Regions from separate parts of the Mus musculus genome. Here region 2 is linked to region 1. The links are chromatin contacts, found by Hi-C or POLR2A ChIA-PET in ENCODE. All regions are on one chromosome and are shown on one strand. The core of a region is the stretch at or near the end of the contact, and the rest is flanking DNA. Distances in the headings are between cores, read along the strand shown. Region 1 holds the start of Srrm1 (serine/arginine repetitive matrix 1). Region 2 holds the start of Clic4 (chloride intracellular channel 4 (mitochondrial)).

What was found. A loop is a pair of places that touch in the nucleus more often than their neighbours do. ChIA-PET counts read pairs that join two places held with the same protein, here RNA polymerase II (POLR2A).
Region 2: a loop to region 1 is called in a map of T-helper 2 cell, with 2.6 times the contacts of the local background. The contact joins the promoter of Clic4 here to the promoter of Srrm1 in region 1. A Hi-C loop is called at or near these places in 1 of 37 maps with a recorded cell type or tissue (T-helper 2 cell). POLR2A ChIA-PET finds 5 or more read pairs at or near these places in 4 of 5 experiments (Patski and embryonic stem cell).

The regions. Positions count from the first base shown.
Region 1 is chr4:135,350,024-135,355,517 of GRCm38, forward strand. Srrm1 (serine/arginine repetitive matrix 1) reads right to left here and starts at 3,123. Exons shown (of 18, transcript NM_016799.4): 1 at 3,074-3,123. The coding sequence starts at 3,094.
Region 2 is chr4:135,269,708-135,274,966 of GRCm38, forward strand. Clic4 (chloride intracellular channel 4 (mitochondrial)) reads right to left here and starts at 3,053. Exons shown (of 6, transcript NM_013885.2): 1 at 2,811-3,053. The coding sequence starts at 2,882.

The DNA.
Region 1 (5,494 bases), core at 1,873-4,372:
TCAAAACTAAGTTTTGAGAAGGAAAACAAAAACAACCAACAATACAAAACAACAACAACCCTGTAAAAGTGTGCCAGTTCTGCTACCATATTTCTTGAGAACACACAACCTAATCTCTGAGAATGTTTTCTTTACGTCAAATTAATGGCAATGAAGCAAAAAATAGAGATGGATGTCTGAGGTGATAAGGTATGCCAACCACCGTCATCTGATCATTACACGGCATAAGCACTGGATATCAGTGGAAAGGTCAAACCTAGTCACCGGAAAGAGATCCAGAAAGGCTGTGACTGAGTGCAGAGCCTGGTGCATGGTGCATGGGCCCTAGTACTGCAAAACCAAAAAGGTTTTAAAGAAAAAGAAAAAAAGTTTTGGGCCAAGAGTGGTGGCATATACCTTTAGAGATAGGCCATCTCTAAAGAGTTCAAAGCCAGCCAGGAGTGGTGGCGCATGCCTTTAATCCCAGCACTTGGGAGGCAGAGGCAGGCTAATTTCTGAGTTTGAGGCCAGCCTGGTCTACCGAGTGAGTTCCAAGACAGCCAAGGGCTACATAGAGAAACCCTGTTTCAAATAAAATAAAATAAAATTCAAAGCCAGGCTGGTAAGAGGTCCTGAGTTCAAATCCCAGCAACCACATGGTGGCCCACAATCACCCGCAATGAGATCTGACGCCCTCTTCTGCTGTGTCTGAACACAGCAACAGTGTACTTATTAATAATAATAAATAAATCTTTGGGCCCGAGTGAGTGAGGTCCTAAAATTCAATTCCCAACAACCACACGAAGGCTCACAACCATCTGTACAGCTACAATGTACTCATATACATAAAATAAATATTAAAAAAAAAAGTTCAAAAGCTGTCCTGGTCTGCTTTTGATCTTATCAACCACCTCTTCAGAAAGAAAGAAAGAAAGAAAGAAAGAAAGAGAGAGAGAGAAAGAGAGAGAGAGAGAGAGAGAGAGAGAGAGAGAGAGAGAGAGAGAGAGAGAGAGAATGCTATCACCAATTCTTTTTTTTTTTTTTTTGGTTTTTCATGCACCACCACGCCCGGCTTACTATCACCAATTCTTAAATCGAATTCTACTCAGAATCAGGTTGTACTAGGTAACTGATCTAAAATTACCTCCCCACCCCCATTCTCCCCTTTTTAAATTTTTTTGAGACAGGGTTCTATGTAGCCTCACTCTGTAGACCAGGCTGGCCTCAAACTCAGAGATCTGCCTGCCTCTGCCTCCCCTCCCTCCCAGAGTGTTGCGATTTAAGGTGTGCGCCACTGCCTAGTAAGTTTTTCTAACTCAGAACATAAATCCCCCACTTTGTCAGTGTGTAGCATATGTCTGAAATTCTAGTACTGAGAAGTCAAGGCAGGACTCTCTAGGTCCAAGGCCAGTTTGGGTTAGAGAACCCAGTTTCAAAACACTTCAACTGCCCCTGCCCCCAAAAGACCCAACCCAGGGAAAACAAAACTACTTCATTTAAGTAAGTGTAAAAAGAATATTTTAAAAAGTGGGTTATTTTCCAGATCCTGTCCTTTTCAAAGGACATCTTCGCCTGAAAATTGACATATCGCTTTGTTTTAGTTCTTCAATCTCCTTTCCACTAGAAATAACTGACAAGCCTGGCCAGGGTGCAAGTCTTCATTCAACCCCAGCATTCGGGAGGCAGAGGCACACAGATCTCTGAGTTCAAGGCTAGCCTGGCCTACAGACTACAGAGTTCCAGGATGGCCAAGGCTACACACATAAACCACTTCCTGAAAAGGCAAAACAAAAACTGAAGGGGGTGGGGGGAGAAAAAGAGACAATTGACAAGTGAAAGAAACCTTCGACTGTTTTTAAGTGTTAACTTCGGTGCCATAAGAAATGAGTACTGACTACAAAGGTTAAGTGCCTAGTTTGTAGTGCAAGTATCTGAGGTGCTGGAGATAGACCCCAGTGTCTTGTTCATACTAGGCAAGCTCTCATGAACCACATACAAGAAGCACCTTTATTATCTCCCTCCTCCTTCCCCCGCCTTCCAATTTTTTCTTTAAAAATGCACACAAACTGTAAACTATATGCTTGATTCAGAGAATGCAAAACTCTAAGCAGTGGTATGACAGAGAGCTGGTATCTGGATTTTTACCAAGCTGTCTTACAAGGTTCTACTCTGCATTACAAGAATCAGCGATTCCTAAAGGGTTTGTTGCTACTTTTAATCCCACAAGTGTACGTTCCCATACATCTAGATCTCGACCTGTAGCTACTTTCCTTCCAAAGTGGACCTAATAAACTGCCTTACTGTGTGGGATCTATGTACCACCTCCAAGGTAACGTCCCCTGCCTGGACATGGGCCGCTGGGAAAGGGTGCTAGCGAAGAGCGGGAAGCGCGACGGAGTCACAACCGTAATCTGTCTCCACCCTCGCACACACCGTTCACTCCAAAAGCCTCCGATTCAAATGTTCCAACTACAAATTATCTAAGCTCCCCTCCCCGAAGAGCTATCAAATTGGGCGGGAGCGCTCACGAACTCTGACCCTGCGCCGCCGGGAAAGCTTAAGACCCAGAGGGTGGACGCTGTACGTCGGGGTTTGGGGGGGGGGCACCCATTTTCTCCAAAGCTGCCACTAAAAAAAAAAAATAATAAGGCCCCTTTCCTCAAACACCTCTCAGGACGGAGCCCCAAACCATACAACCGGTACCCCGCAGCCGCCCCGGGCTTCCCACCGGCCTCCCCCTAAAGACTTCCTCCTTGAGGCTCCGCTAGGCCCCGAGCCCGGGCGGCCGGCGCGGCGCCCGGCCTACAGGGCCTCGCCAGGCGGCCGGTGAGGTTCGGCTCCAGCCCATTCCCGCCGCCATTTTCCGGCCACCGCCACCGCCGCGTAGGGGGGGACGATCCCGGAGGAGGAGACTGCGCAGGGGCGCACCGGTCTCGGCCGCAACGCCGAGGCCGGGGGACGCTGCCCACGAACCCCCTCGGGGTCTCTAAGGCCTTCCTCCGCGGGCCGTCCTGTCCGGGATTTTGAGCGCCTCCCCCTCGGGTCTTACAAACAAGCCTCTCGCCTCTCCCCGGATCCCCGCGCTCGGACTTACGCGGAAGAATCCCGCGTCCATCTTGCCGCCTCGCTCGGAGATCGCTCCCTATCCCAGCGTGCACCGCGCCGCCGCGACGGAGGGCGGGACCGGCAGAAGGGAGCCCAGCGCCGGGAGGCTGCGCGCGCCGCTACACCCGCCCCGCTCCGGCGGGCCTGCGGCTGCGCCTGCTCAGTGCGCCACGAGAACGACGCGCATGCGCAAGCGCACCAGGGCGGCAGCCTTTCGCTAGGAGGGGAGGCGAGCTGGGCGACTGGAACCAATGGAAAGAGGAGGGAGAATCTTTGGGTCGCCCAACCCTACCGATCTTTTTTTTTTTTTTTTTTTTGTGGCGCATGATCAGCGGTGTTCGCGCGACTTGAGTTGATCCTTCCTTTGATCCGTAGTGGGAGGATGTGGGGAGTTGAAGGGAGATGGGGGGCGGGGGGGAAGCCTCAGTCCTGGGGTGCATGGGTAGTCATAAAAGAGAATGCTTGCTTAGGGGCGGCCCGATACGCCAGTTGTTGTCATTGTGAAAGTTGAGCTAGGAGTGGGTTTTGGGAGGTTGCCGGCGGGGTTGAGCCTGCAGCGTCAGCTCGTATGAAGCCCGCGTGTTCGCCGGATGTGCGTCGCATCTGGCTTGTTCTTGAGGTGTCCATTGGATACCTTTCTGTGCTTCTGCTGCGAAACCACGCCGAAGGGCAGGAAGTGGAAGAGGGCCAAAACCGGCCCTTTAATGTGCTCACCAAGCGCTTTCTCTCCAGAAAAGTTTCTCTGGGGCCACTTTGTAACATTCCATCTTTCACAGACACGCGCACCTCTAATGCTTTTTCATGGAAAAGTCGGGAAGTGGGCATGTCTGCCCTAGGAGTGCTAGTGTAGAAACCCGAATGTCTCCAGGCATTTTTTTTTTTTTTCTTTTCCTGGCTTTCCTACTTAAAGGGGGTTGACTTTCCCATTTGAACGCCCACAGACCAGATATGACTAGGTTCGTCTCGTCCATCAAAATCATCAAATGAATCGAAATAGCAGGGAAATCAGAGAGGCTGTCTTTGAGCCTTCTCTGTCTCTGTAGATGGCAGTAGCTTTCCTTTTGTTTAGGACAATCTTGCTGTTGAGAGTCCTCTTTCCTGCACACCCCACTCCCAAGCCCTCAGGAAACACACATGCCACTATGATGGAGGCCCAAGGTCCCTTATCTGAGTTGAACTCCTGCACTAGTTCTGTCACAGATAGCCCTGTTCCTGACCTTGCCACCCAGCATCCATTCTGAAGGAGGCCCGGATGCTGAACGATGCTGTTGAAAACCCTAGGTATCTCTGTGAGTTCAAGGCCAGTCTGGTCTACAGAGTGAGTTCCAGGACAGCCAAGGCTACATAAAGAAACCCCATTAAGTACAAAGAAAGGACGTTAAAGAAAGAAAGAAAACCATGGGCACTTGTCTGCTGAAAAGTCTCCAGTGGTTCCTCACATTTTTTTTCCCCTCCAAAAGTCAAAATTGCCCTTTCCTTGATCCCTTGTGCCTCAACCTCACTCCCTGAATTTCCTGCTGCCCAAGGTTTGTACCGGTCTCTGAGCTTCATGAAACCTCTGACTGAGATAGGCAACAGCAAGGTTACTTGGTAATCCTCAAATTCTACTCAAGTGTCCCCCAGGAAAAAGGCTCACGCACCCTCCACCCCCAGCTTTTATCACCTGAATTTAGGGGGTTTTGTTGTTGTTATGTTTTGTTTTGTTTTTTCACTTATCCTCAACCTTTGTTTCTCACAATGAATTGTGCCCTCTGGTCAAATCTTGACTTCTGCTTCTCTTAATATTTAATAGTGGGTGTGGTGGGTCAAGCCTGAAATCCCAGCACCTGGGAGGCAGAGGATGTCTGAGGATTCTGAGTATAAAGAAAAACCCTGGGCTGGAGACATGGCTCAGTGGTTAAGAGCACTGACTGTTCTTCCAGAGGTCCTGAGTTCAAATCCCAGCAACCACATGGTGGCTCACAACCATCTATAATGGGATCCAATGTTCTCTTCTGGTGTGTCTGAAGACAGTGACAGTGTACTCATATAAATACAATAAATAAATCTTTTTTTTTTTTTTTCCGAGACAGGGTTTCTCTGTGTAGCCCTGGCTGTCCTGGAACTCACTCTGTAGACCAGGATGGCCTTGAACTCAGAAATCCACCTGCCTCTGCCTCCCAAGTGCTGGGATTAAAGGCAGGCACCACCACTGCCTGGCAAATAAATAAAATAAAACAAAACAAAACAAAACAAAACAAAACAGAAACCCCATGATGGTTCAGGCCTTTAACCCTGGCACTAAGGAAATAGGAAATCTATGAGTTCCAGAACAGCCGGAGCTACTCAGTAATACCTTGTTCCAAATGTGTAGCCCTGGCTGTCCTAGAATTCTCTCTGTAGACCAAGCTGGCCTTGAACTCACAGATTA
Region 2 (5,259 bases), core at 1,803-4,302, 80 kb before region 1:
CAACAAAGTTCTCAGCTACCAACTCAGGATACTTGGTGAAACACTAACACTGTTTAGGCTACCACCCTGGACAACCAGTTTCCGCCCCTCATGGCTTTCAAAACTAACTCTATTTATAGAGTGTCTTCCCCAGGTGCATTTCCCACGTCAGGGTTTAAAACGAAACCGCCAGCCTTTGCCACCTTCTCCTTTCCTTTCTCCTTTCAAACAACCAACTGGGTCTGTATCAGCGTACAATTGGCCTACACTGAAGCACAGAAGGGTAAAGAGCATTTCACAGACAAAAAAAAAGCTCAAGAGAAAACAAATGGCCCAGGACAGCCCAGCCAATGGGCACAGAACTCTATGGCTGACCTCTGACCTCCAAGGCCTGTAAATTCAGTGGTTCCAACTACAAATATGGACCACTGGGAAGGGGTATGCCAGTGACTCAGCTTTGGGAAAAGGCACCCCACCCATCTCCTTATGGAAGTATTAAGTCAACACTGAGCAGGGCAGAAGGCATCTGTCACATCCCTTCCAAGAGAGACAGTGTGTCTGTGTTGCTGAAAGGTCACACATGGGGCCTTGCCCATGCTAGGCATGCTACCACTGCGCTACATCTCCAATCCCTTCCCTAGTTTTTAAACATTTCTCTTGCCATCATTTATTGGCCAGGGCCTCCCAAAGCACGCTGAGCAGAAGCTATAAAGTGTTAGTATCTGTGTGATTGTTGTGTTTGCGGTTGATTTTGAGACTGGGTTTTCTATGCAGCCCTGGCTAGCTTGGAACTCACTATGTAGACAAAGCTGGCCTCCAGCTCAGAGGTCTGCCTGCCTCTGCCTTCCAAAAGACTCAGTTTAGAATTCCAAGTTGTTTAGCACCTCTAAGGTTTTACCATTAAGCACTGTTCTTCAGACTAGCATCTACACTTTCAGAGTCGGTTTGGGGGCTTTCTTTGGCTTTGTTTAGTTTATCAAAGCTCCTTCCTGCCGGACGTGATGTTTCACACCTATAATCCCAGCCTGAGGCCGCCTGGACTGCATTATGAGTTCCAAGACAGCACAGGATACAGAGTAAGACCCTGTTCTCACAAGAAGAGGGAAACCATTATGTCCCGTCGCTATCTCTAGCCTAGCGTCTTCCCTTCTTTGTGCTGTTTTCCACGACCCTCTCCCCATTTCTTCAGGTTCCTCAAAAGTATTGTCTGCCACCTCCAGTCGCAGACATTGTGATATTTTGAGAGCCCTAAGCCTTTTCTTTCCTAATGCTGCGACAGTTTAATGCAGTTCTTCATGTTGTGCTGACCCCCAACAGTAAAATTATTTTTGGTGCTACTTCATAACTGTAACTTTGCTACTGCTATGAATTGTAATGAAATTGTCTGCATTTTCCAATAGTCTTAGGTGACCCCTGTAAAAAGGCCGTTTGATCTTTCAAAGGGGTCTTGACCCCCAGTTGAGAGCCGATGCTCTAGACCAAAAAAAAAAAAAAGTTCTAAAACCAGCAACTAACAGAAAACACTAAGGCAAACATTGTTACCACCCTGCAGATTTCTGCCTTCCATCTCTGGAACACATCCTTCGATAATTTCCGCTCTTTCAAATTAAAACTAAGAAAGGGCAGACTTTAGTACTGGATGCCTGTTGGACTTCTAGTGTTGCCAGTTTCGACCTAAGCCTGGATATTTAGTGGCTAACAGAACGAACGTCAGGGTTTCCAAGGAGGCTCAGTAAAGCAGGGGACCCAGATGTTTGTTGCGTTAACTTTTCCCTCCTTCGCTACGCCCCAAAAGGGAGAGGCGCGGAGAGCAGTCAGAGAAGCGTTTCTAGGCGAAGAAGGCAGCTCCAGGGTTTACAAACTGAGGAGGGCGAGAGGAATGAACCTTTTTAAGCCCGAGAGAGCGGAGAATTCAGGTTTTCTTTCAAACCAAACGGGCTTGCCTGCCGAGGTGGCAACAGCAAACGAAAGCGGCCAAAAGGTTGCATCATGTGAAAACAGGCGCGCTAGAGAAACAAGAAAACCAGATGGTGGTAAAACACCGGACAGGAAAACCCAAGTCGGGAATCTCTGTATTTTCCGGAAGCCTTGGGGCATCCACCCTTCTTTTCGCTTTTTCTTTTCTTTTCCTTTTTTTTTTTTTTTCTTCTTCTTTGCAGTTAGTTGCCTGGGTTTTGGGTGTGTGTCCGGAGGCTCACATTTGTAACCCAGGCTGGCCTCGAACTCGAGGGACTCCTCAAGCCTCTACTGCTGGGTCATAGCCGAGTCACCACGCCCGCATTAAAAAAATTCTCCCCTCCCCCATGCGGGAGGAGGGCTGGGATGAGGGTCCCTCCTATCCCAGGCTTGCCCTGGGTTTACTAAGCAGCCAAGGCTGGCTCTGAACTCGGGATCTTCCCTAGACCACTTTTCCCAACTGCTGGGTTTACGGCTCCCGGGTCCCTCCTCCCCTTTACTTTATTTAACATTGTATCAAAGTTAAAGTTTCAGTTTCACCCGGGCCAGGCGCTAGCGTTCCAGTAAGTTGGGTGAGCTATCAGCCCCGCGGCCCGAGGCTGGGGCTCGCGGCGGGGTGGGGTCGGACACGGCGAGGAGGGTGACAGTACCCACGCGGCGCAGCTGAGGCGCGTCCCGCCCTGCGGAGTCGCCTCCCTGTCGCCGCGCCCGCAGGGTCCGCCAAGGTCCCGCTGCGAGGCGGGAAGGCGCGGAGCCCAGACAATGGGAATGAGCGCGGGAGGTACGGCGCCGCCTCGGGCTGCGGGGATGCCGCGTGGGGGCGCTTCGGGGTGCGGGGACGTCAGCCCGCGTCGCTCGGGACGGTGAGCGCTCACCTTGACGAAGAGCTCGATGAGGGGCTCTTTGTCCTCCTCCTTCAGCCCGTTCAGGGGCATCGACAGCGCCATGGCCGGTTGGGCTGGGCTCCGCGGACGGCGGCTGCGGCTGTGGCTCCGGGGCTGCTGTGGCTGCGGGTTCCCGCCGCTCGCTCACTCGCTGGCTTGCTCGTTCGCTGGACAGTCCCGGCGTCTGGCTGCCCGTGGCCTCAGATCCTCAGCACCGCCTCACGCCTCGCGCGCGACTCTGAGGGGGTTGCGGTCCCGGCCGCTTCAAACCGCTGGGCGGAGCCCTATGGGCGGGGCGTGGGCGGAGCAGTGGCCAGGATCCTGCAGGGGTGGGGGGGAAATGGGCGGGCCACAGCTGGGGGCGTGGCCTCAGGCGAGGAAGACAGCGGAGCGCTCTAGCTTCCACGGACCGACCACTAGGGAGCCTGGAGGGCGCTGGGGGCGCGGCCTAGGCTGGGCAGCGCGGATTGGCCGGGAGGTCCCCCCGAAGCCACGCCCCTCAGGGGGTGGGCGGGGAAGGTCCCTGGAGCCGGAGCCTGACACCGCCTCTCTCCGCGGCGCAGCTGCTGCTGGTTGGGTGCCAAGTGACCTCATGCGGCGGCCCGCCTCGCGCCCTCTCCCCCGCTGCAGCCGCAGGGACTCATCGTCCCCTCCGGTTCCCGGGGCGGCGGCCTCCTCGGCTACTTCTGTTAGGCGCGGCCGCCTTTTCCTGGAAAACTTTTGCGAAAGTTTTCATGTCCTTAAGAACTTTTTAATCCTTCTGACCGCGGATCTCCTTTCGTGATCCTTCTCTATTTGAAATCAAGATACTCAAAAGTTCTTGTAAAGTCGTCCTGTGTCCCGGGCTCTGAATTAGGCCAAAACGGTGGGACAGCGTCCCGCTCCAGCACAACCCCAGTGCTTGAGGCAGCGCCTGACTCTGAAAACGTTATCCGTGCTGTTTTGCCCCACCTGGACCGATTCCTGTCTTCCGTTCACCTGGAGAAGTTTAATGAGTCACCTGAGTGCCACTCAGCGCGCAGGGGCGAGTACTTTACACCCTGAGGACAGGGGCCTGAGACACGCGGTCTACTGCGGAATTGCCGTCAGTGAATGTCACCTTTGGGAAATTTGCCTTCTGGTTTTCCTTAATCTGCTCATTCTGTGGTACCTCCCAGGCTAGGGTGATGAGTGAGTTGATTAGAAAGGCTAAATTGGGGGATGGAAGCGGGGTGTCATGGTTATCTCACATCCTCTGTGCCTAGTGTGGATCAGAGTGCTTCAACAAATTGGAATGATGTGTAAAAATGCAGTGCAACCTGCAACTACTTTATCCTCACTCAACCCCATCTCCAAGTTGCTAGATTCTGTGAGAAGGATGCTGTGCCCCAGCAATTAGATCCATCAATGCTCCGGAGTAAGGCTGTTTTAAGTTCACAGTTTGGCAGTGGCCTTAAACACCCTAAACCTCGGCCTGATTTGGTGACATATACGTGGCTCTCAGGTGATGGCTCAGGCAGGAGGGCTGAGAGTTTGAGGACAGTCTGGGTATATTGCAAGACTACCTCAAAATAATAATAATAATAATAATAATAATAATAATAATAATGGCAGTCAAGATGATTCAGCAGGTAAAAGCGTTTGCCTTGCAAGACTTCCAACCTGGATGTGATGTTGGGGCCATCTAAAGGTAGAAGGAGAAAACCAACTCCAGAAAGCTTACCTCTGACTTCTACAGAATGCCATCACACACACACACACACACACACACACACACACCAGGGTTTGGGTTTTGGTCTGCCTGTTTTTTTTCTCCACCTCCCAAGTACTAGGGTCAAAGGTGTCCACCACTGCAACCAACAATCACCGTATTTTTTTTTTTTTTTTTTTTTTGAGCCAGGGTTTCTCTATATACCCCTGGCTATCCTGGAACTCAATCGGTAGACCAGGCTGGACTGGAACTCAGAAATCCACCTGCCTCTGCCTCACAAATGCTGGGATTTAAAAGCATTGTGCTACAACTGCCCAGCACAGTAAAGTTTTAGTAGGTCAGCTGGAAGACTGTATGCCTAGCAGGCTCAAAGCCCTGGACTCAGTTCTCAGCACTGCCTAACTGAGTGTGGTGCCCCATGCCTGTCATCCCTGCACTCCAAAAGGGCAGGCAGGAAGATTAGGAGTTTAGGGTCATCCTTGGCTATAAAATGAGTTTGAAGCTAGCCTGGGCTACATTAAACCCTGCCTCAAAGTAACCAGAAACCTAAGACTTCCGTTCCGTATCTAGACTAGAGAGGGTGGTGTTGGTTACCGCCTTGTGTAATTAGGGAGGGCTGGGACCTCGTGGAGCCTCTGGCGTCCTGTCCACCCCTACAGGCAAAGCCAGCGCCATGTTCCACTCAGTGGCTAGCTAGTTTGTGGTAAAGTAAGAAAAGCCAGCAGGCTGTCCTGTGGAGCAAAGCTTAAA